Regions from separate parts of the Homo sapiens genome. Here all the other regions are linked to region 1. The links are chromatin loops, found by intact Hi-C in ENCODE. Cell type or tissue: heart right ventricle. All regions are shown on one strand.

Region 1 (8,000 bases):
ACTTTGTGTGTCTCTTTTCTCAAGGAGAGACTAATAGCATCTTTATTTCTATGAAGAATAGTTGCATTGTGTTAGATAGAAAAGAATATTTTATTTTATTTTATTTTATTTTATTTTATTTTATTTTATTTTATTTTATTTTATTTTATTTTTGAGACAGTCTCACTCTGTCAGCCAGGCTGGAGTGCAGTGGCACAACCTTGGCTCACTGCAACCTCTGTCTCCCAGGCTCAAGCAATTGTCCTACCTCAGCCTCCCAAGTAGTTGGGATTACAGGCGTGTGCTACCATGTCTTGAACTCCTGACCTCAGGTAATCTGCCTGCCTCAGCCTCCCAAAGTGCTGGGATTACAGGTGTGAGCCACCACGCCTGGCCCATTTTTTCTTTTGAGTATGGAAGTTTAAATATAAATGCTGATTAACCAATAGAACTGACTGTGGGAGTTAGGCTTCGCCCTTGGCTCCAACCCTCTACCTTCTAAAGTCAGCTTCCTGTCTAAGGCTAGGTCTCTGCAAACCATATTCCTGCCTTCTTACCTGGCTCCATGTCGAGCTCACACCAGTAACTAATTCACCCTGGTAGCAGATGTTCCTTCCCTTAGTGGCAGCTGAATCCACGTTGCAACTTTCTAATGTTTGAAAAAGCTGCTTTATTGCATCCCTGCTCAGAATACCAGCACCAGCCAACTGGCACCCCTTATCAAAAGTCTGAGTTTCAGATCTCCAGGGTCCCTCCTCCAAGTTTCTGAAGTTTTAATAATTCCAGGTTCTGTTCTTTCCTGTCTACTGGTAGGGTAGAGCATCCTTTCATACGCTTATTACCCCTGTGGGTTTCTTTTTCTGTGACTTCTCTATTCATATCTTTGCTCGTTTTGCTTCTTTCACGTCTTTTTCTTACTTGAGTCCTTTAAATATTCTGAAGACAAATTCTCACTTATTTGCATTGCAACCATATTCTCAAAGTTTTTGGCTTGCCCCCATCCTTTAATTTTTTTTTTAATTTCAGAAGACAGTTTCTCAGCTTTCACCATGTGCCTTTATCTTTCCTGGTTTCCATCTCTGATTTTATTTTATAATGGCAACAATGTGTTTCTGTCTTAATAAAGTGGTCCACCAGGATTGCTATCCCAGTGGTTTTTAAACTGCAGTCAAAACATTAAAGACTGGCGAAATCAATTTAGGGGGTCCCAGTCAGCATTTTAAAAAATGAAATAGAGTAGAATAAAACATATCAGTAGAGCAATATCAGAATACATCACACTGTTTAATAGGAAGGAAGGAAGGAAAGAGGAAAGGGTAAGAAAGGAGGTGGGTTTGGACAATTTATTTTATTATTTATTTATTTATTTTTGAGACAGAGAGTCGGTCTATCACCCAGGCTGGAGTACGGTGCCCAGCGTCTGCCTCCCGGGTTCAAGCGATTCTCTTGCCTCAGCCTCCCGAGTAGCTGAGATTACAGGTGCCCAACACGCCCGGCTAATTTTTATATTTTTAGTAGAGACAGGGTTTCACCATGTTGGCCAGGCTGGTCTTGAACTCCCGACCTCAGGTGATCCGCCCTCCTCGGCCTCCCAAAGTGCTAGGATTACAGGCATGAGCCACCGCGCCTGGCCAGGTTTGGACAATTTAGTTATGACCCAGTGTCAAAGTTTTTATTACAATGTTGCGGCAAGAAATGAGGCTTTTGCTAAGTCAATTCAACAAGTGTCTATAGGTAAGGACACTTTACAGGAAAAGAGAATGACTAGATAATCATTGTTAGACTGGATACAAGAAAAAGAAAGAAAAGTTCTAGTTAAGGATTATTAGATTTATTAAAAGACAGTTAAAGGCCCTTGGATTCCTTCCCTCCAGGGTTGATATTAGCTGTGTACATAGGTAACTGGTTTCTAACAAGAGGTCATAATCTCATTAAAATTCATCAGAAAGTGGCTTAAGCATTTAATCAGGCATACAATTGATTTCCAAGAAGAGTTTTGTGGCTTATATTCCCAAAACATCCTTGTCCCAGCCAGCGTGTGGGACAATCTTTTATTTTACAGTGTATATATTTTATGAAAACTTGTATTTCACTACATATGTACCATATCTTGAAGCAAACTTTATTTTTGACTGTGTCACTGTCAATGAGGTTTGAAAAACACTGCTGTTCTTAAGAGCTGAGATCCAATCAAGGCCTCAGGAATTCCTGGGGTCCCTAAACCTGTCCTTGCCTGTAGTAAACCTCTCTATCTCTGCAGGCACCTAGGGGAGGTTCTCCTGGATGTCTTCACAGACATCCTGCATAGCTGTTAAACTCAGAAGTCTATCCATCCCACGTCTGCTTTTTGCCATATAAGATTTCATTTGCAAAAGGGTCCCAATGCTAATGATCTTTGAACATCATCAAGCTAATGTAATCCCATTGTTTTACTTTGAGGAAACTGAGGCTCGGAGTGAGAACACCTTGCCAGTCGCATGGCATTTGGTCCACCTGCAGTTGTACTGCCCCCACCAGTCTACCAGAGTAGCAAAGATTTCACCAGTAGGAACTCATGTATTTAGTGTTAATGGCCTGTCCACATTTCCCTTTAAAAAGACCAGGAGAGGCTGGACATGGTGGGTTATGCCTGTAATCCCAGCACTTTGGGAGGCCGAGGCAGGTGGATCACAAGGTCAAGAGATGGAGACCATCCTGGCCAACATGGTGAAACCCCGTCTCTCCTAAAAATACAAAAATTAGCTGGGCGTGGTGGCACATGCCTGTAGTACCAGCTACTTGGGAGGCTGAGGCAGGAGAATCACTTGAACCCGGGAGGCAGAGGTTGCAGTAGGCCAAGATCGCACCACTGCACTCCAGGCTGGTGACAGAGCAAGACTCCATCTCAAAAAAAAAAAAAAAAAAAGACCAGGAGATAAGGGCTAAGTAATTAAATTTCTCCTTAGTGTATATTCATTGATCAGATTTTTTTTTACCAAGGCTACTTCACCCATTAGTCATGATAGGGTATAGTCCTAAGGCCTGTGAATTGTTCAAGGGCCTACAAAAATGGCTGAGGCCCAAAAAACTCGTTGCCTTCAAAATACAAAAAGAAAACAAAATTGAAATTAATAAGTGATATAGTTTGGATACTTGTTCCTTCAATCTCCTGTTGAAATTTGATCCCTGGTGTTCGAGATGGGACCTAGTGGGAGGTATTTGGACCATGGGGGCGGATCCCTCATGAATGGCTTAGTGCCATTCCTGCAGAATTGAGTTCTCACTCCTGGTTCCAGCGGGGGATATCGCTGCTAAAAACAGTCTGGCAGCTCCCCTCTCTCTTGCTCTTTTGCTCTCTCCCTGTGATGCCTGCTCTCCTTCACCTTCCATCATGAGTAGAAGTCCCCTGAAGCCCTCGCCAGAAGCAGAGGCTGGTACCATGCTTCTTGTACAGCCTGTAGAATTGTGAACCAGATAAATCTGTTTTCTTTACAAATAACCCAGCCTTGTATGTTCCTTTATAGCAATGCAAAATGGACTAAAACAGTAAGTCCCAATGTGCATAAATTTTAGTATGTATCATATGATATGGATCAGGATCTCCAAAAATAAGAATGTGTATGGTCTAGGAAGGTCTCAAAATGGCTCTTTCAAGGTGTCTATACACTGATATCCAGGCTCCAAGGAGATGATAGTGTGGAGCCTTCTCTCTAAAAGTCCTAAGACTGATAGATTCAGCACAGTATTTGGCCCGGAGTGGCCTGAGACAATACATTTCTTTCTTTTAATTTTATTTTTTTTGAGATGGAGTCTTGCTTTGTCACCGAGGCTGGAGTGCAATGGCACCATCTCGGCTCACTGCAACCTCCTACTCCTGGGTTCAAGAGATTCTCTTGCCTCAGCCTCCTGAGTAGCTGGGATTACAGGCACGCACCATTACACCCAGCTAATTTTTCTTTTTGTTTTGGTATTTTTAGTAGAAACGGGTTTTCACAGTGTTGGCCAGGCTGGTCTCAAACTCCTGACCTCGGGTGATCCGCCTGCCTCTGCCTCCCAAAGTGCTGGGATTACAGGCATAAGCCACCGCCCCTGCCCCAAAGTGTTGGGATTACAGGCGTGAGCCACGGTGCCTGGCTGGTAAACATTATTTCGTGAAACTTTTTTGTTTGGAATCGCAGTGTAAAATATATTTCTGGGAGTCATGGTCAAAAGAGTTGGAGAAAAGTGCGTCTCTAAGTTTTCTCCCAATTAGTGCCCCCTCTTGAGTTCCTGGCCATCTGTTAAATGTGTGCCATGACAGACGATGGACAGTAGAGGGCAGACAATCCCCGCACAGCAGCAAAGGCTGGACTTCGGAGGAGTTGGAAACCACAGGCGAATGCCAAGCAGGACAGAAGCCTGAAGCCAGGCCTGAAGCTTCTGAAAGAGACAGGGCACACGTACCTGGTCCTCCTAGGCATCGCAGCACTCTCTGTGTGATATAACTGCAGCCACTTTCCAGTCTCCATCCACAGGCTGGATCCTTGTCTTTGGATATTTTTCACCTCCCTGGGAGTACTTCCAGGTGTCTAGTTACTTTTAAACCAAGGTCCTGTAAAACCATCTTTGTTCCGTCACCCAGGCTGGAGTGCAATGGTGCGACCTCAGCTCACTGAAACTTCCACCTCCCAGATTCAAGCGATTCTCCTGCCTCAGCCTCCTCGAGTAGCTGGGACTACAGGTGCGAGCCACCACGCCCGGCTAATTTTTGTATTTTTAGGAGAGACAGGGTTTCGCCATGTTGTCTCCAACTCCTGACCTCAGATGATTCTCCTGCCTCAGCCTCCCAAAGTGCAAAGGGATTACAGATGTGAGTCACTGCACCTGGCCTGGCACTTTAATATCGTAGAGCAGAGAACACACACTGAGCTCTCAGTCTCCCCCAGGCACTGTTTGCAGCACTCTACATGTACTAACTCATGCACTCCTCACACCTAGGTGAAGTAGGTCAGGACACTGAGGATTGAGAAGCTTAGGTGACTTACCCAGCATTCCTGGCTAGGAAGAAGCAGAGCCAGGATCCAAACCCAGGCTAGCTGGCTCCGGAGCTTATGCTCTCAACCAGCAGCCGCTGTTGGTACAAGAGGAATAAATGCCTAGTCTTCTACCTACTGTATCTACTCCTAAGGATACTGAGGGTGTGATGTGGTCGGGAGAAACCCTGGAGGCCATCAGAAGAGCAGGGGATATTCAAGCCTAAGATGGGAAGAATGGGTAGACACCACTTCATTCTGCTATCTGAAGGGCTGTCTTTGTCAGAGGCAGCCTCAAGAGCAGAACTAGAATCAAACGGTGAAAAGCTAGGAGGATTTGGGCTCAGAAAAAAAAAAAAGAAAGACTTTAAAAAATGTATTATAAAATCTGGCCGGGCGTGGTGGCTCACGCCTGTAATCCCAGCAATTTGGGAGGCCAAGATGGGTGAATCACGAGGTCAGGAGTTCAAGACCAGCCTGGACAAGATGGTGAAACCCCGTGTCTACTAAAAATACAAAAATTAGCCGGGTACAGTGGCAGCTGCCTGTAATCCCAGCTGCTTGGGAGGCTGAGGCAGGAGAATCGCTTGAACCCAGGGGACGGAGGTTGCAGTGAGCCGAGATCGCACCACTGCACTCCAGCCTGGGCAACAGAGTGAGACTTCGTCTTAAAAAAAAAAAAAAACTTTATTCTACAGACAAACATAGGAAGCCCCATTGAAACCCCAACACTGTGCCACGTCTGTGTCAGATCTCCAGGGAAAACATTTCTCACAGTTGAGCCAGCCCTGTGGCGGTGAGCACTCTGTCTTCTAAAGCAAGAGCAGACAAACGCTGGGCAACCACTGTGGGGGAAGGTGCCACAGAGGGCATTTAGCTTGGCGTCAGACAGGAAGCCTGGGGGGTCCCAGGTAGCCCGAGTTTGAGGGGGTGGGAAGGAAGCAGTGGGAAGTCCCTGGGTTACATCTTCCTCCTTGAAGTCTTTAGCTTTTCCCTCTCCTCCTGGTCCCTTGCCTAGGTCAACAAAAATGTCTCATCTCCCCCTGCCCTAACTGGACTCCCATTTCTCTGCCTCTTGCCCACCCCTGCACACCCTAAGCCATTATTCATTTTATTTCCCAGGCTCTTCAAAGAGCTCTCTACCCTCGCTGCTCACACGTCCCCGTCCTGATCGTTTTTCCCTGCCCTTGCACTGCAACCTCACCAAATCTGTCCTTCCCAATGTAACTTCGTGCTGTTTCCCCTTCCCAATCCAATGGCTTCTTCTCGACCCCCAATTTCTCTGACCTTTCCGTAGCATTTGGCTCTGGGGACAATTCCCTCCTCATCAAAACTTTTTCCTCTGTTGTTCTCCGTAAGCCTGAACTCTCTCTCCCCCTCCCCCCACACCCGGCAAATGTCAGTGGTCCCCAGAATTCTTTCCTCCGCCTTAGCTTCTCACTTTGCACACTGCCCCGGCGCTCACATGGCAACCGCTGCCTGACTGCGGATGTCTCTCTCGCCCAGGCCTCCGTCCTGAGCACCAACCTCTCACAGGCTGGGAATCTTGTTCTGGATTAATTAGTTTCATTTTTGTTGTTGTTGTTGTTTTGAGATGGAGTCTCGCACAGTTGCTTGGGCTGGCGTGCAATGGCGTGATCTCGCTCGCTGCAACCTCCGCCTCCCGGATTCATGCGATTCTCCTGCCTCAGCCTCCTGAGTAGCTGGGATTACAGGTGCACACCACCATATCAGGCTAATTTTTTGTATTTTTAGTAGAGACAGGGTTTCACCATATTGGCCAGACTGGTCTCGAACTTCTGACCTCGTGATCCGCCCACCTTGGCCTCCCAAAGTGCTGGGATTACAGGTATGAGCCACCACGCCTGGTCAACCTTTTCTATTTCTCTATAGCGCCTACTAAAATGGGACTTGATATTATTTATTCATTGCTTAATTGTTTATGATCTATGTTCCCCACGGGAGAGCAAGGACTTTGACTTGTTTACTCCTATATCCCCAAACCTAGAACAGCGTCTGGCACAGAGCCAGCATGCAGTAAGTGTTGGTGGAAGGAATAAATGAAGGAATGAAGGAATGGTCGGGATGAATTTCTTGCCTGTGGTTCACTGATGAGAAGCTGGGGAAGGCTGAAGCAAACTCACACGTGCCCCTGACCTCGGTTGCTCCTTCTGTCAGATAAACTCCTGTTTGTCCTCAAATTCCTGCTCCATTTCCACCTCCCCAAGGAGACTTGCCTAGTCCTTGACTCTGAGCCCACTTCCTGGGTGTTCTCGCTCCCCACCGCTGCTGCCTGTTTTTACAGCATCCATGTGGTCACTCCGTGAATGATTCTTTGTTGTTTCCTCCTGTCTCTCCCGTGAGATTGAAAGCACATCAAGGGCAGGCCTGTCACAAAGCCTCTTTGTGTTCTGTAGCTATGCGTGGAGCGAATGAACAAGGTTGGGCTTGTCTGGACCTGGGCACGGTCACTGAATGTTCTTGGCCTCTGTAAGGAAGGGCATCCCCTTGGCAGTTAGCAGGGCAGGCACAAGGGGCATAGCATCCCCAGAACATGATGAAGGGCACCTTTGAAAAGCTAGAGAGGCTTTGGATAGAGCTGGAATTGTCTGGTGACATGTGCTCATTCATACTACATGGTCATTATACTACGTGGTCTTAGAATATGTCAAATTCTCACCTTTTCATCCACCCACAATTCACTGAGTTCCCGTTCAGTGCCAGCTTCTGTGATGGGTAATAGTGGTGGGAAACATGCAGAACTGGATGATCAAGTTTAGAATGAGATCGTGCCTACTGTCGGAGCAGTCCAGGAGGGGTGACCCCAGGATCCCTTCTTCCTTTGCCTTCCATCTATTCTAAATTGTCTTCAGCTGGTGATGCACCAGCTGGGCATCCAGACGTCAGCTGGCTTAAACAGACCGCTGTGCTTGCAACAAGCAAGACACTTCAGAACTTGCAGAATCACTGCATCCCTTTCTTAAACCAAGACCCAACCCCACCATCTCTTTCTTTTCCTTTCTGGTTTGG
Region 2 (8,000 bases), 230 kb after region 1:
TTATCTTGAATTTGAGTTTCCTCAACACAGCTACTTGGTCTCTTTAAATCTATTTTCTATCTTTATGCTTTCTTCTTTCTTCCCTGGAAGGATACTATTATGAGCTTTCATACCCTTCGGCTAGTTACTTCTCTCTTTCCTCTTTCCTTTGGGCCCAGGGATGGTGCCAGCTACACTGCTGCCAGCCTCAGGCTCCTGCACTATCCCTTTTTGGTTCCATCACACCCTATCCACCATAAGTTGTTCCTTTGTAAATAAACCCTCCTCTAATTATTCTAATTTAAGTGTTCCAACTGTTTTATATTGAGTCCTTGACTGATATGGGAAAATTGGCAGAATATGAATCTCCTAGTACCATCACTGAGGTGTAGAATACTGAAAGTTATTATGGAAGAGTTCTGAGATCTTAGCAGTATAGAGCATTGCACAGTCTTATTCCTCCATTATGGAGAAGAAGGGGCTATTTGGCATGTATTTTCTGAATTTGGGAGCATATTTTAATATAGCAACTCATGTTTGCTACTGTTTGAATGAAGAAATTTCACTGAGCATTTTTTAATGAGACACTGGTCAAGAGTGCCAAGCCTGAAATAATCATAATGTATTGTGCCTTAGAAGAAGATGCAGGCCATTTTCAACTCATTTTACTTCTCTGCAGCCCTTAAAGGGTAAACAAGAGCATGTCAGGGATTCCTGTGGCTCCATATGAAGGGTCGTGGAGACTAGCAGAAGGGCAGAAACCATCAGACTGCAGTTTCTCCAGGCTAAACAATGGAACATCCAACCTGAAAATGACGTTGGGATAGTGTCCCGATGAAATACGGATTTCATTCTAGAAGGAGTTCTTTTGGTAGCAAAGATAGGCATGAAGCTGAACATTGCTCCAAGAAAACCAAACATTGCTTATAAGAACCATATAATGTTCACACAGGTAGCCAGTAGCAGATGGCAGAGATACATTTGACTACTTACTAAGTGGTTTCTTCATTCTCTCTTTGCTTCCTTCATAGGAGATGTATGAGAATATGAGACTCAAAGAGAGAGAAAAAAGGGAAAGTTCATTTTTAAAAAAAAAGATAAAAAGATAAGCCCTCTCCTTTACTGTAAGCCTCTAGGTTCAAAAACAGGTTTAGCTTGAGTTAGGACAGGTGGAGAGGAACATAGTTTAGGAAAGGAGGCTGGAGGCAAGGAGATGAGTCTAGAATGGACTTTGATATGGAAGCTATAAAAGAAGCAATCTTGAATATTGAAACAAGAGTATACTATTAAACAAGAATGATTGGAAAATTGTGGAGTTGGCCACGAAACTGTTAAGCAAACCGCTACTCAGGAGAAAGGAAGAGTTATTAGAAAAGGAACACAAGTTCATGTTTATACTTCAACTCTTGAGACTCACTGCAATTCCCTTCTGACAGGAATTTTTTTTTGTCTTATATATGGTAGAGTTAATTGTTCTAGAAGCCTACTTCAAGCTAACTTAAGCAACAAAGTGGGATTTATTGGAAAGCCGCTTGGGTGTCTCACAGAACCCAAGGAAGAGAATTGAGCTGGATTTCACAGGACCTGGAAAACCCTCAGAAACTCAATTGTTCTCTCTCTTTCTTCTCTCTCCAGTCAGAACCTTCAGGAAGGGGAGAGTGGCTCATGGGCTGAGTGGATAAACCACAAAATGGGTAATATACTATAGGTGAGTTTTAAGTGACAAATGAAGTCTAAGCTGTTATTGCACTGGTCGGTGACTGAAACTGAAAATGGGAATTAGAGGTTAAGTGGAGGGAATATGTTGCCAAAATGTTAGAAGGATCTTCTTCAAAGAGAAGTTGAGGCTCTAGAGGATAATGGTAGGGCACAGAGTGGAGGTGAAGCTTGTGAGGGGTGGGGGTCAATGGGGAGGATAGGAGAGCATTCCTGATTTTGAGGAGGAAGGATAGAGGGTTTTACTGGTGAATGACGTGAGTAAGTGTCATGACCGCTCGTATTCTCAGGATTCTTCAGTATTGGGAGATGTGACTGCAGTGGACAGGGCAGTGTCAGAGAGACTAGATTTTATAATAGAAGCTTTTAAATTACCTACCCATCACCAACTTATCAGGAGACTGACACTGTCCATCTCCTCCAAAAAAAAAAACTGACCTGCCCGGCACTTTGATGTCCACCAGTTGAGCTTTATGTTTATCAAGAATAGTTGTGTAAACTTCCAAAACTGTTTATGGCAGGCACAGTGGCTCACGCCTGTAATCCCAGCACTTTGGGAGGGTGATGTGGGTAGATGACTTGAGGTCAGGAGTTTGAGACCAGCCTGGCCAACGTGGTGAAACCCCATCTCTACTAAAAATACAAAAAAGAAATTAGCCAGGCGTGGTAGCGGGCGCCTGTAATCCCAGCTACTCAGGAGGCTGAGGCATGAGAATCGCTTGAACCCAGGAGGCGGAGGTGGCAGTGAGCCGAGATCATGCCACTGCACTCCAGCCTGGGTAACAGAGCAAGACTGTCTCAAAAGAAAAAAAAACTGTTTATATCAGTTATATTTGTTATTGTAATGATGAAATTTATAGACAAACTAATGAAATAGGAGTATAAACATACCAGTATTTTTTAAAAATAAGTTGAATATTTTATGACTACATAAACAATAATCTTTTAAAAGTCACTGTCAATTTGATGACTAGGAGTCAGCCATACAACTATAAAAGGTTTTGAGAAAACTGTAAAGATCTAAATAGAGGCTGCATTTAGTTTTTTTCCCCACAAGAACCTTTAGGTTCTAGACATTTATTTCAAATAAATGTCAACTCATCTGGATGTAGCTTATGCAAGAAAGACCTAGAAGAGCTCTTATTATGGACCCCCATTCAATGAAAACACAATGGCCCTTTATTTCTCTTTCAACATGAGGAGGTGGAAGGGCTGTTCAAGCCCTTCTGTTCACGATAGCCCAGGAGGTCCAGGAGAGAGGCGAGCCGTGGGTGAGCAGGAGTGTCTGGGGAGTGTCAACTTTCCATTGAAAAATACCCCTATGATCAAGCCATTTCACTTCCGTGGCAATCTTATTTATGTATTCACCAAAATTGGGTGGGAGCTAGTGTTTAGCTGTCATCGTCCGTAGGCTGCTGTGTTTGGCTCATGGCAGGGTGTGAAACTGGCATCAGGGAGTGTTTGCCAAGTGAATAAGGGTGAGGCTGCCCTTTCCAGAGCCGCCGGGAGAAACTCTGGATACAGAGACCCTAGCCTGGCGCCAGTCCCAGCGTTCCTCCTAGTCGGGGAGGAATCTGTGGGTGGGAGGTGGGGAGCCTGAAACCCAAATACAACAGCCACTCTGGGCTGGGCGTGGTTCCCTGGGAGCTGGGTCTCAGATCCTTTTAAAGCTGATTTCTCCCCGGATCTCCGGGCAAGATGGGCAAGTACACGGTCCGCGTAGCCACCGGGGATTTGCTCCTGGCGGGCTCTCCCAACCTGGTGCAGCTATGGCTGGTGGGCGAGCACGGGGAGGCAGACCTAGGGAAGCAGCTGCCACCGGTGTGGGGAAAGGTGAGCGCGGACTGCGGTGAGAGCTGGGGCCCTGGGACTCAGAGGTGTCACTGGGGGCCGGGGCCATTCGGAGGGTGCTGCTGCCCCACCCATGAGAAACCTGGGAAGCGGGGTAGGGGCTGAGGTCGGGTGCACTTGGTGCGCCTGATAGGAAAAGCGAGAGGAACAGGAGAGATGAGAGGCATTTTCCTGCCCGAGCGGAAGGACAGAGACGCCCGCTGGGGTGGGCACGGCAGGCCCGGGGGGAGGCTGGCGCCCCGCAGTACCAGCTGCTCCTCCTCACCTCCACCTCTCCCCGGCTGTGCTGTGGAGGGGAAACGGAGCCAGGATTCTCTGAAGGTTCACCGACCCCGCCGTCCTCCCTGAAGACCCCAAAACCTGAGCTGTGTACTGTCGCGCAGGAGGCAGAGTTTGAGATCGACGTCCCCCTGCACCTGGGGCGCCTCCTGATGGTGAAGCTGCGCAAACACAACGTGCTGTTGAGTCTCGACTGGTTCTGCAAGTGGATCTCAGTGCAGGGCCCGGGGACCCAAGGCGAGGCCTTTTTCCCCTGCTACCGCTGGGTGCAGGGCCACGGAATTATCTGCCTGCCTGAGGGTACTGGTGAGCTCGGTGGAGAAGGGGCACAGCCCCTGGCAGGCTGGAGGAAGAAGCGGGTGGGGGGAGGCTACTGTAAAAGAGGGAAAATGAGAGATGAGGGAGATGGGGAGAAGTGAAGGGGGAGGGTGGCTGATGGGGAGACCCGAGCGCGGAGGGGTGACCAGGGAGGGCATGTGCTCTTGTCCCTCTCCCCCAGCCCGGACCGTGAGTGATGACCCCCAGAACCTGTTTAAGAAATATCGGGAACAGGAGCTCGAGGAAAGAAGGAAGGTGTACCGTTGAGCCCCAGGAAGTCTTTGATCCCCTACCAGATCCCAAGAAACCTGCCACCTGCCTCCTTACCCCTACCTGTGTGTTCTTCCTCCAGGTGGGGCTCCTGGAAAGATGGGTTAATCCTGCCTATAGCAGGGAATAGGCAACCGGACCTTCCTAGGGACGAGCGATTCCTCGAGGATAAGGATTTAGACTTTAATGTCTCCCTAGCAAAAGGGTGAGTACCAGGTAGAGGCTGGGCACTTGCTTCCTAGGGCACAAGGTGGGATGCTTCCTTGATCTTCTTGCACTCCATTCTTTCCACAGGTTGAAGGACTTGGCCATTAAGGGGACACTGGATTTCATAAATTGTGTGAAAAGGCTGGAAGATTTCAAAAAAATATTCCCACATGGAAAGACTGTCCTGGCTGGTCAGTTTTCACAACCTCCCAAAACCAATATACAGACTTCCAACCCAGGGATTTGAAAAAGGAGGGGGATGGAGGATTAGATCAGTGGGATTAGGAGTTCGGAGCTCAGAGCTCACAGGGTGCTCCCCAATTGATGTTCCTAGAGCGGGTTTATGATTCTTGGAAGAATGATGCCTTCTTTGGGTACCAGTTTCTCAATGGTGCAAACCCCATGCTCCTGAGGTGTTCTTCAAGGCTCCCAGCCTGCCTGGTGCTGCCTCCAGGGATGGAAGACTTGAAGACCCAGCTGGAGAAAGAACTCCAGGTGCTGCTGGGCTTTCTGCCCATCCACCATCCCAGCCATTACCCCCACCTCCCTTCTCCTCCCATCTCCAGCCCCTTCTCTCATCTCCTCCATCTACACCCAAGGTTTCTCAACGTTGGCACTATTAACATTCTGCACCACATAATTCTCTGTTGGCTGGCGGGGGGGGGGGGGGGGGGCTTTCCTGTGGATCGTAGGGTGTTTAGTAGCATTCCTGGCCTCTACCCATTGATGCCAGCAGCATCCCCCCGGTTGTGACAACCAAAAATGTGTCTAGATAGTGCTGAATGTCCTGGGGTTGGGGAGAGGAGGAATTGCCCCTGATTGAGAACATTGATCTACAACATCTCCTCCTGTATCTTCTTTTCTTTCTCCACATTCCTCTCTTCCTTCTTCATTGAACATATATCAGCCTTAGGGAAAAGCGCAAGCTTCTGGAGAGAAATAGCAAGAAAAACTAAACAAAGCCTTGGAGAGCTAAAAGCTGAATCTGTTTTTGGGGGGAGATGGGTAGCTAAAGGAAATATTTTTGCTACATTGGCTAAAGCTGGCAGAAGAGGGGATACGTGAAGAATGCAGTGGCCTTATGTGGTGGAAAACCAGAAACTTCGCTGCAGGGAGCTCCAAGTCTGAAGGAAGACATCAGTCATGAAAACTTTGCATTCAGTTTTTTGGTTCTGCAGAAAGTGATTGGTGTTTAAAGTAAAAAAGACTTGGGTGGGTAGAGGAAGGATCCACCCTGGAAAATGAGAGAAGGGCAGCTCCAGAAACAACTCCAACCCTGTTTTCTATTCCTGCCCCTGGCCCTGTAGGCTGGATCTCTGTTTGAAGTGGATTTCTCCTTGCTGGATGGAGTCAAGCCTAATGTCATCATTTTTAAGCAGCAATGCGTGGCAGCCCCTTTGGTCATGCTGAAGCTTCAGCCTGATGGAGGACTCTTACCCATGGTCATCCAGGTGAGAGGGCCCAGGTATTTTTCTACCAGACACTGATCTCCTTTAGGGACTTAGATACACAAGTTCTCAGCCCCCACTCTCTCTCCTGCTCTAGCTCCAGCCACCTTGACACGGATGTCCCCCACCTCTGCTCTTTCTGCCCTCGCATCCCCCCATGGCCTGGCTCCTGGCCAAGACCTGGGTCCGGAGCTCTGATTTCCAGCTGCAGCAGTTACAGTCACATCTGCTGAGGGGACACTTGATTGCTGAGGTTATTGCTGTGGCTACAATGAGAAGCTTGCCTAGCCTCCATCCTATCTACAAGGTACTTCAGCATCTCTGTCATTCTGTATCTGACTGTCCTTCATATTTCAGACTCCTACAAAGAGTCTAACCTTGTACATTTCAGTCTAGCAGCAATCAATTTATATGTGGAGACACATACACAGATACATACACACACGCGTACACATACACAGTAATATGGAAACACCCAGGACACACACTTACTATGAGTTGGGGGGAGAAGTGAGAATAGGTTTTGCAAAGGAGTTGAAATTTTGGCTGAGGAGGTTTCCAGGTGGGCAAGTGAGGGGTGGAACATTACAGCCACAAAGATCTAAAGAGGCGAGGAAAGAAGGGAACATGGATAATGGCTGAGATTGGGTGAGATTAAAGTGTAGGGCATGAGTTGGGATGAGGAGGAAGAAGAAGTGGGAGGAGATGAGAGAAGAAGCCATGTTACTTAGCGGGGAGAAGAATCAAGAGTTATTTTCTGACCATGTGGGGCTTCCAATGCCTATAAAGACCCATTTGCACATGTCAGGAGGGCAACTGGATATGTGAGTCTGGAGTTCCTAGAAGAGGTGTAGGTTGAAAATACAGATTTTAGAGTCATTAGAAAACAAAAGTATCAAAGTCATTGTACTGGATGAAGTTCTCTAGGGTTTGTAGAGAATTTGACCGAGATATAACTCTAGGGTGAACCAACATTTACAGACTGAGAGAAGGGAGCAGAGTGAGAAAAGAAACAAGAGAAGGAACCTCATTGAGGTAGGAGGAAAATCAAAAAGTGCAATCCATGGCAGCCAGGAAAAGAAAGCGTTTCAAGAGGGACGCGTGATTATCTGTCTCAAGTGCTGCTGAGAGATCAAGAAAGTTACAGAGAAGTGACATTTGGATTTCTCAATATGGAAGTCATTGGTTAATAAATGGACATGCGCCATCTCAGGGAAGTGGAGGAAGCCTGATTCATGGGGGTGAGCAGCAAATGTGAGGTGGGTAAGCAAAGACAACACTGAGTGAAGATTTGCTGTGAAAGGGAAAGCAAGAAACAGGGAGATGGCAAGACAAGGATGTGGGGGTCAAGCACAGGTTTTCTTTAGGGTATCCAATATTGCACATGTTTGTATGACAGAGAGAGGAGAAGGAATATAATTATAGGAGGGTGAAGGCAAAAAGGGATGGGCTCATATGTGGGTACCTGCGAGGATATGGGATTTTTAGAATTCTTCCAAGGACATGAAACTGTGGAAATAAGTGAACTCCTAAAACTTTCACCACGGGATGCTCTGAGAAGACATTTTCCCATCTCTATATTCCCAAATGTTACCCTGACCCACTCCAATTTAACGAGAAGTCTCTCCATTTCATAAAGACCCATCCTCTCCCTTCTTTTCTGTCACTTCCTTTAACATCCTCTTCCCTCATGGATGCTGGGAACTCTCTTATTTGACCATGTCCCATTTCTTTCTTCCATAATCAGCTCCTGATCCCCCACTTCCGCTACACCATGGCGATCAACACGCTGGCCCAGAGTAGTCTTGTCTCCGAATGGGGAATTTTTGACCTGGTATGGAAATGGATGGGTGAAGGGGAGGATGGTTCAATATTGGAAGAATCCTAGGGGTTGTTTCCCTTTCCCATTCCTCCCCCAAGCTCTCCTTCCTC
Region 3 (8,000 bases), 170 kb after region 1:
TAGGTTTTCCAATCCATTAACTCATAAATCCCTGCATTTACTAAGAATTTCTTTAATTTCTTGAAAAAATGATTTTTCAGTGCAAAACACTTGCACATCTTTTGCTAGATTTATTCCTACATATTTGATGCTTTTAATGCCTAATGGCTAATTTTAAAATGATTCCATGAATCAATGAAGGTTCACTTTTTCCCCGTATCTACTGAAACAGAGTATTGTGAAAATGAATAATGATTTCTCTTCTTTTTTTTGTTTTGAGACAGAGTCTCACCCTGTCACCCAGGCTGGAGTGCAGTGGCACGATCTCGGCTCACTGCAACCTCCACCTCCTTGGTTCAAGCGATTCTCCTGCCTCAGCCTCCTGAGTAACCGGGACTACAGATGCATGCCACCATGCCCCACTAATTTTTTGTATTTTTAGTAAAGACAGGGTTTCACCATGTTAGCCAGGATGGTCTCAATCTCCTGACCTTGTGATCCGCCCACGTTGGCCTCCCAAAGTGCTGGAATCACAGGCGTGAGCCACCATGCCCGGGCGCCTTCTCATTTTTAACACCTACCTATTTGCACAATTATTTAGAACAGGCCTATCTACAGGGTGGTATCAATGTAAGGGTCAACCTATTAGGAGAGCCTAACATCTAACATTGCTGACCTGAATGAAGGTTTCATTTACTGGAAATTAGAAAACTACAGTCCTCAGACCAGGTTTGATCCATAAACGTGTTTGTTCAGCTGGCCCAGTGTTATAAATAAATTAAGTCAGTTACCAACATTTAAAACGTGAATAAATTCCTGCTTTCCAGATTTTCTTGAAAAAATCGGACAATCAGGCAACACTGGGCTCATGTTCTTTCTTGGAAGCAATGGGTTGAAACTGAGTAGCAGCTTCCTCCTTAGATGGGGCACACGTTCTCCAGGTCCCCACAGTCCCTACTAAACCCTAATGCCTTACATTCAATCCCTATGCTACCTGCTTGGTCCCTATAGATAGTCGAGTTGGTTACCCCTGGTTAATCCCTTTTTGGCATTTAGCCGACGTTGGTTGTTTGTTTTGTTTTATGTTTATTTTTGTTTTGATTATTTAAGGATACTATCTTTTTTTTTAAATGTGCTTTCCTGAGATCTTTGCTAAAGAACGCTACCTTTTAAATACTGTTTTAGGCAGGGTGCGGTGGCTCGTGCCTGTAATCCCAGACTTTGGGAGGCTGAGGCGGGCGGACCACCTGAGGTCAGGAGTTCAAGACCAGCCTGGCCAACATGATGAAACCCCGTCTCTACCAAAAATACAAAAATTAGCCGGGTGTGATGGTGCACGCCTGTAATCCCAGCTACTCAGGAGGCTGAGGCAGGAGAAGCGCTCGAACCTGGAAGGCAGAGATTGCAGTGAGCTGAGATTGTGCCACTGTACTCTGGCCTGTGTGATGGAGCGAGACTCTGTCTCAAGAAATTTAAGTAAATACTGTTTTAAGTAAGGAATTGTCAAGAGAAAATGACTCCTTTTAAGACTCAAGTAAATGTTCTTCTCTAGAAAAACTTTTCCAATTTTTCACATCTACTCCGCCCCGTCTTTGTTCCCCTACCCCAGCACCTATCTGGTTATACACCTGTCCCTTGGTATCCTCAGAGGATTTGTTCCAGAGTCCCTGACAGACACCAAAATCCATGGATGCTCAAGTCTTTTATACAAAATGGTGTAGTGTTTTCATATAACCTATGCACATCTTCCCATATACTTTCCTTTTCTCTTTCTTTTCTTTCTCTTTCTTTCTTTCTTTCTCTCTTTCATTCTTCCTTTCTTTTTCTTTCTTTTTTTTTTTTTTATGAAACAGGGTCTTGGTATATCACCCAGGGTGGTCTCTAACTCCTGGGCTTACAGGATCCTACTGCCTCAGCCCTCCAAGTAGCTGGGACTAACAGCACATGCTACCACACCCAGCCAGTATACTTTAAATCATCTTCAGATTACTTATAATACCTAATACAATGCAAATACTATGTAAATAGCTGTTGAACTGTATTGTTTTTATTTGTATTCTTTAATTGTTGTAATCTTTTATTGTTTTTTTTTCCTAAGTATTTTGGACCTACAACTGGCTGAACCCATGGATACAAAGGGCTGACTGTATTCTGATGATTAATTTTTGTATCTTTATCCTCTTCAAGTTAGAAGCCCCTAAAAAGCAGAGATTCTGATCATTCCCTGTGATATGCCTAGTGTGTAGTACATAGATGCCCATAGATGCTCAATAACTGTGCATCAAATCAACAAATAAATGAATGATGGGTGGCTGAAAATCAGGCTGGGTTACCTTGTGTCTATCTTAGGGCAGTGAACTTAAACATAGAACCTGGAGAATACACATGATTTTCTCTAATATTCAAAAATAATATGTTGCCACATCTGAACATGACACTATAGCTAAACTCAACAGCCTCATCCTAGCATGTTCACGAATATGCCAAGCATGTTGTCTTACCTAGTTTCTTGTTCACATCGCTTTGAGATTTTCTTGTGGTCTTTTCAATTTCATCCACAAGCCTCTGGCTTTCTGCGACCAGGCGTTCTGATCGGGACCTTTGAGCGTCTGCTCTGTGGTACTGGTTCTTGTTAGCAATGTGCCACTCTGAGGGCAGGAACTTGGGTGGAGGTTGTAATAGTTTAGCCATTTGAGGTTTCCAAATTCCTGATCAAAAGCAGACTCTTTTAGATTAAATGAAAGCAATTTGTCCTTTTTTATGATAATTTTTATTCAAGGATGACATATATACGGAAAATTGCATAAATCATAATCTGTACACAAAATAAATCTATCTGTGTAGCCGGCACCCAAACCAAGAAACAAGCATTACCAGCATCTCTAACCTCCTCCCAGTTACTCCACCTCAAGCCCCTCAGGGTAACCAGTATCCTGACTTTTAACACTACAAATTCGTTTTGCTGTTTTTGAATTTAACATAAATGGAATAATACAGTATGTATTATTCTGTCTCTGACTTCTTTAGCTCAACATTATGTTTGTAAAATTCATCCATATTGTCTATATGATTGCAGTTTGTTCGTTCTCGTTGCTGTGTAGGTGCCGTTATATGAATAAAATCTAGCTGTCTTTTCTACTGTTTATGGATATTTGGGTTGTTTACACTCCAGGGCCATAATGAGAATGCTATTAATAGTCTCATACATGTCTTTTGGTGAACACGTGTATGCATTTTTATAACTCATTAGAATTGTTGGGTCATGGAGTAATGTTCTGCCAAACAGATGAGCCCAGAGATGTTTTCTTAAAAAAAGAAGAAGAAAAAGAAGAGGAAGAAGAAGGAGGAGGAGGAGGAGGAGGAGGAGGAAATGTAACATGTGTAAACTGACAACTGGGTATTGAACTTGTTCAACACATAAAAGAATCTGAAAACTTCCAGGACAAAGAAAAGGAGAGAACAGGAAGGGGAACAACACAGGGGAAGCCAGCTGGCAGAGGCTGTCGGCAGTGGAAACGCTAAAATTACCCATTTCATCTTCATACAACTCTGATGGACCATGAGAACTGCCTTCCTCAGACAGGGCTGAAATCTGCCCCCACTCCCATCTCTACCCTAAGGTCTGAGTCCCTGCTCTTAGGGGCCTCTGGATCTCTGAAGCCTTCACATATATAAGGATGAAACTAGAGTCAGATCTTGACTAGGCTGAGAACCTCAGCCCACCCAGCCCCCTCAGACAACATGGAGTTTCTCCGTTTCTTCCTAGCCCAGTCCCTTTTATGGCTTCTACCGAATTTATCTGAGTGTGGAGCCCAGCATTTAACCCAAGGCTCCTGGATAAGTCTGAATAGCCCCCAGAGAGGTGGGGACCTAAATTAGGGCTCATCCCAACGTCATAAGGATTTGGTTAGGCGGGGAGGGTTGCGGGTAGGGGTCGGTGGGGTGGGGTCATGGTTTACTTACCTCAGCGCCACACAGAACCACTACGCAAGCTCGGGATGGGAGCCTCCTTACCCCAACTGGAGCTTCCAGCTCTTGCAGAACAGAGAGGTAAACAACGCGGTCTCCATGACAACAAGTGACGCGTTGCCAGGGCAAAGAGGGCTGGTTCCGCCACTGAGCAGCCTGGCCAAAGGCTTAGCGCAGGCGCAAATTCTGCGGACCCCAGAGCCAGAGACCCAGGAGTGTGGCGTGTGGGAAGGGTAGGGCCAGATGCTCCGGCCACCTCAACCTACCGCGAAGACGCGGGGCACCAAGCAGAAGACAGCGGCCAAAGCCCCGAGCTGGGAGTCAGGAGACCTGCGTCTAGTCCGAGCCCTCCCGCGGGCGGGATCATCTCGGGTCGCGCTGTACCCCGGCTCTCAGACTTCCCGGCTGTACAGTGGGGTTGGGCTGGGCGATGCCTCCAGGACCTCGCAGTCGCAGGCGAAATTGAGGGTTAAAAATCAGGAAGCCAAGTTGATTGTTTCTGTAAGCTACAATGAGTTTCCTCCAGAGTTTGTATAGGTCTGTTACCACAACTGGCTTATTTCTGCGTGGGGCGCCCGATGGGGCACTCTGTGAGGGCAGGTGTGTGAGTAGAACGCCTTCAGGCAAACACTCCAGAAGTCACTCTGCATCCACTAGGAGATGGAAAATATGGGAGAAAAATTAAATCTGAGGGGATAGCTCCAGAAGATTTAATATTTGTCAAGTAGGACTTCCAGAAGGAAAGAAAAAAAGAGAGAGAATGGCAAAACAATTGTGAAAGTGAGAGAGAGATAACTTGAGCCAAAGACTCAAGTCTTTAGATTAACGACCCACCTGAAATTAACACACACCCCCATTCCTTACATATAGTCCTCCCTGTGGATTATGCATATAATCCATAGAGTGATTAGCTCCAGGATCCCCCTCAGATACTGAAATCTGCAGATTCTCAAGTCTCATATAAAGTGGTGTAGCATTTGTATATAACCTACGCACATCCCTAGATAGGCATACTTTACGTCATCTCTAGATTGCTACAATACCTAATACAATGCCTAATACAATACCTAATATAGTGCCTAATACAGTGCCTAATGCAATACATAATACAATACATAATACAACACCTAATACCTAATATAATACCTAATACAATGCCTAATACAATACCTAATACAATGTCTAACCATGCCTACTCATCGCTTCATTCGCATGGATTCAACATAGCACTCAGGGTGCAACAAATTCAAGTTTTGCTTTTTGGAGCTTTGTGGAATTTTTTTCCTGAATATTTTTTATTTGTGTGTCATCGCATCCAAGGATGTAGAATCCACGGATAGGAAGGGCCAACTTTATACCTATTCTGGTGGAATTTCTTAATTCAAAGAATAAGAAGAAAAAGAAAGAATAGGTATCAAGTGTTTCGTCTCTAACACAGGTGGCTAGAAATGATGGTTGCTAGAAATGATGCTAGGATAATGCCTTCAAATTCTATAGAAAATTATTTCAAATCTGGGATTCTACAACCAGTCAAAGCATTTCATGTATGAGAGCAAAATAAAAGATTTCTTTGGACATGCCAGTACTCAAAACGGTGAGCGTACATTCTTTATGGAAAAAAATAATAGAGCAAAAGTGAAAAATCCAGAAAGAAGAAGATACTGGACATAAGACATAGTGGAACCAACCCAGCTGTGTGATGAAAAGAAAGCTCGGTGTAATAGCTACCGAACTAAAAAGCAATGAGTCCAAATTACAACTAAAAGTCAAAAGAAGTTTTGAACAATATCTTTAAGAAGAGTTATACAAACTATGATTCATAACCCAGAAGTATAACCACATGGTGAGTTGAAATTATGTCTCTTCTGAGCAATAAAAAGTAGATAAATGATGACAGTCTCCGTGATGCATGCCTGAGGTGCCATCACTTGGAATGCCTGGGAGGTATGGCTTGAGCTCAGGAGTTTGAGACTGCAGTGAGCTATGATCACACCATTGCACTCCAACCTGGGTGACACAGACCCCTATTAAAATATTTTTTAATTTTTATAAGTTAAAAATAGACAAATACAAATTCTGAGAAAAGTTAAAAGCTGCACAAGGGCTGGGCATGGTGGCTCACACCTGTAATCTTGGCACTTTGGGAGGCCAAGGCGGGAGGATTGCTTGAGCTCAGAAGTTCAAGACCAGATTGGGCAACATGGTGAGACCGTGTATCTAAAAAAATAAAAATAAATAAAAAACCTACAGAAGAAAGTTATAAGTATGAAGAAAATTAAATTTTGATGTCATTTTCAGAGTAGTATATGAAATACAAGAGATGGTGCCAAAAGTCACCACCCCCTCATGATCATCCCTGCTGAACTCATTCATTCTCTGAACTCATTCATTCTCTGAACTCATTCATTCTCTGAACTCATTCATTGATTTGTTCAACAAAGATTTGTTGACCACTCTCTGAACTCATTCTCTGAATTCACTCATTCATTAATTTGTCCACATACCTATTGAACATCTATGAAGTATCAAGACCTGTGCTAGACACCAAGGATAGATGAAGATAAAACACAGTCTCTGCCTTCTGTGGAGATTACAGATGCACAGCTATTGACACAGCAATTCAATTCCACATCTAGGGATTTATCCTACAGATACATCTGCACATGTGCAAAATGATGTAACTGTGTGTAAAAAGTTATTCATTGCAAAATTGTTCTTAATAGAAAAAAATTTACATATCCCAAATGTCCACCAAGAGGAGACTGATTAAATAAATTATGAAACAGTCATAGAGTATTTTTTACTGTAAAATATATAATTAGAAATCTTTTTTACATCTCTTTGATATGGAGTGACCAACGAGATATATTAAATGAAAAAAGCAAGGTTCAGAAGAATTACATATATAGTATTTTACCATTGTTATGATAGAAAATGGTAAAATGTAATTGTTTGTGTACCCCTAGAATTTCTCCAGACAGATACATAAGAAACTGGTAACACTGGTTGCCTCTGGAAAGAGAACTGGATGGCTGGGGTGTGGAGGGTAAAGGAGGCTTCACTGAATAATCTTTTGCCTTTTGAGAGTTGTACAATTATTATCTCTTTTAAAAGAATATAAAAATGCAGAAACTCTTTATAATAAATGATTTCAGTAAATGAATGACACAAATACGGCAGCCGATAGAAGAGCAGGAGGTGTGAAAGCGTTGAGACAGAGCTAACTAGTTATTTTGAAACCAGAAGAATTCAGAGGGAGATGAACAGAGGCAGTATGTCTAGGAGACGACACACTTAGCCAGGGGCCTGAAGACTGGCTTCCAGCCTGGATCTCACCACGGACAAGCCTCAGGTTTCCCATCCTCGATAAATCTGTCATGCTATCCTGAGTATTTTATGGATGCAAAAGTGCTACCCAAACATCAGATCTTATTCACTTCTTATTTAACTGTCATACAGTGGCCACTGTGACCCTTGACCTCTGTTTTGGTAGCATTGCCAGTAGTATTGGGATCTGTGTCAACTTCCCCACTGAACTGCACCTAGATTGGGGGGAAAAGACTCCCTTCATATAATGGTATTGGTAAGATGTGAATTGTTTTCCATCTTAGGTTTCACTGTGGAGCAGTGAGTTCATTGATAAGAAACCACTAGCCCTTTATTCTTGCTATTCCTTATAATAAGTATCAATATCACAGGCCATTGTGCGAAGCTGGGCATTCAAGACCCTAGTGTTCTGCGTCTGTAGCGGGGACTTAGTCCCCTGTTGTATGACGCTAACCCCAAATTAGCAATTAACAAACATGATAACTTAAAAGCTTTTCATTGGAATTTTAACCTACCAAATAACTGTGATGTGCTTTTAAGAGGCCCTTAGGGGAATAAAAGGATATAAAGCATGTGCTTCCCCTTTGAAATAACAGATTTTCACTGCCAGTAAGGATGAAGAGATGTTCTCCACCATCTTTCTTTCAGGTGTTCACAGCAAATCAACAAGGAATAAAAAAATGGGAAAGATTCATAAGACACTGATCAATTACAGGACTGTATGG

What was found. Hi-C counts contacts between places; a loop is a spot of excess contacts. Peaks named below come from ENCODE experiments on the same cell type or tissue, not always from the same donor. Only the 100,000 strongest peaks of a DNase experiment are listed, where the experiment ranks them.
Region 2: it touches region 1 in a loop (3-fold over the local background); 11 of 110 quality-filtered maps call a loop at or near these places.
Region 3: it touches region 1 in a loop (4-fold over the local background); 75 of 110 quality-filtered maps call a loop at or near these places.

Annotation. Positions count from the first base shown.
Region 1 is chr17:6,661,916-6,669,915 of GRCh38, forward strand. No RefSeq gene overlaps it. Among named protein-coding and RNA genes, the nearest start is that of MIR4520-1, 10 kb to the left of the region's middle. In heart right ventricle, a CTCF peak has its summit at 4,271 (motif pointing right); a DNase peak (open chromatin) is centred at 4,306; H3K27me3 peaks cover 2,330 bases.
Region 2 is chr17:6,890,389-6,898,388 of GRCh38, forward strand. LOC124903908 (a long non-coding RNA gene) reads right to left here and starts at 4,558. Exons shown (of 2, transcript XR_007065597.1): 1 at 4,477-4,558; 2 at 2,852-4,168. It also overlaps the pseudogene ALOX12P2. RefSeq lists enhancers at 3,292-3,793, 3,794-4,293. In heart right ventricle, a CTCF peak has its summit at 3,996 (motif pointing left); no DNase peak of the experiment used is centred here; H3K27me3 peaks cover 5,946 bases.
Region 3 is chr17:6,827,707-6,835,706 of GRCh38, forward strand. It overlaps TEKT1 (tektin 1), which reads right to left and starts at 4,023. Exons shown (of 8, transcript NM_053285.2): 1 at 3,943-4,023; 2 at 2,481-2,687. The coding sequence starts at 2,670. RefSeq lists a silencer at 3,986-4,035. In heart right ventricle, no CTCF peak of the experiment used is centred here; a DNase peak (open chromatin) is centred at 4,055; H3K4me3 peaks cover 605 bases; H3K27me3 peaks cover 6,608 bases.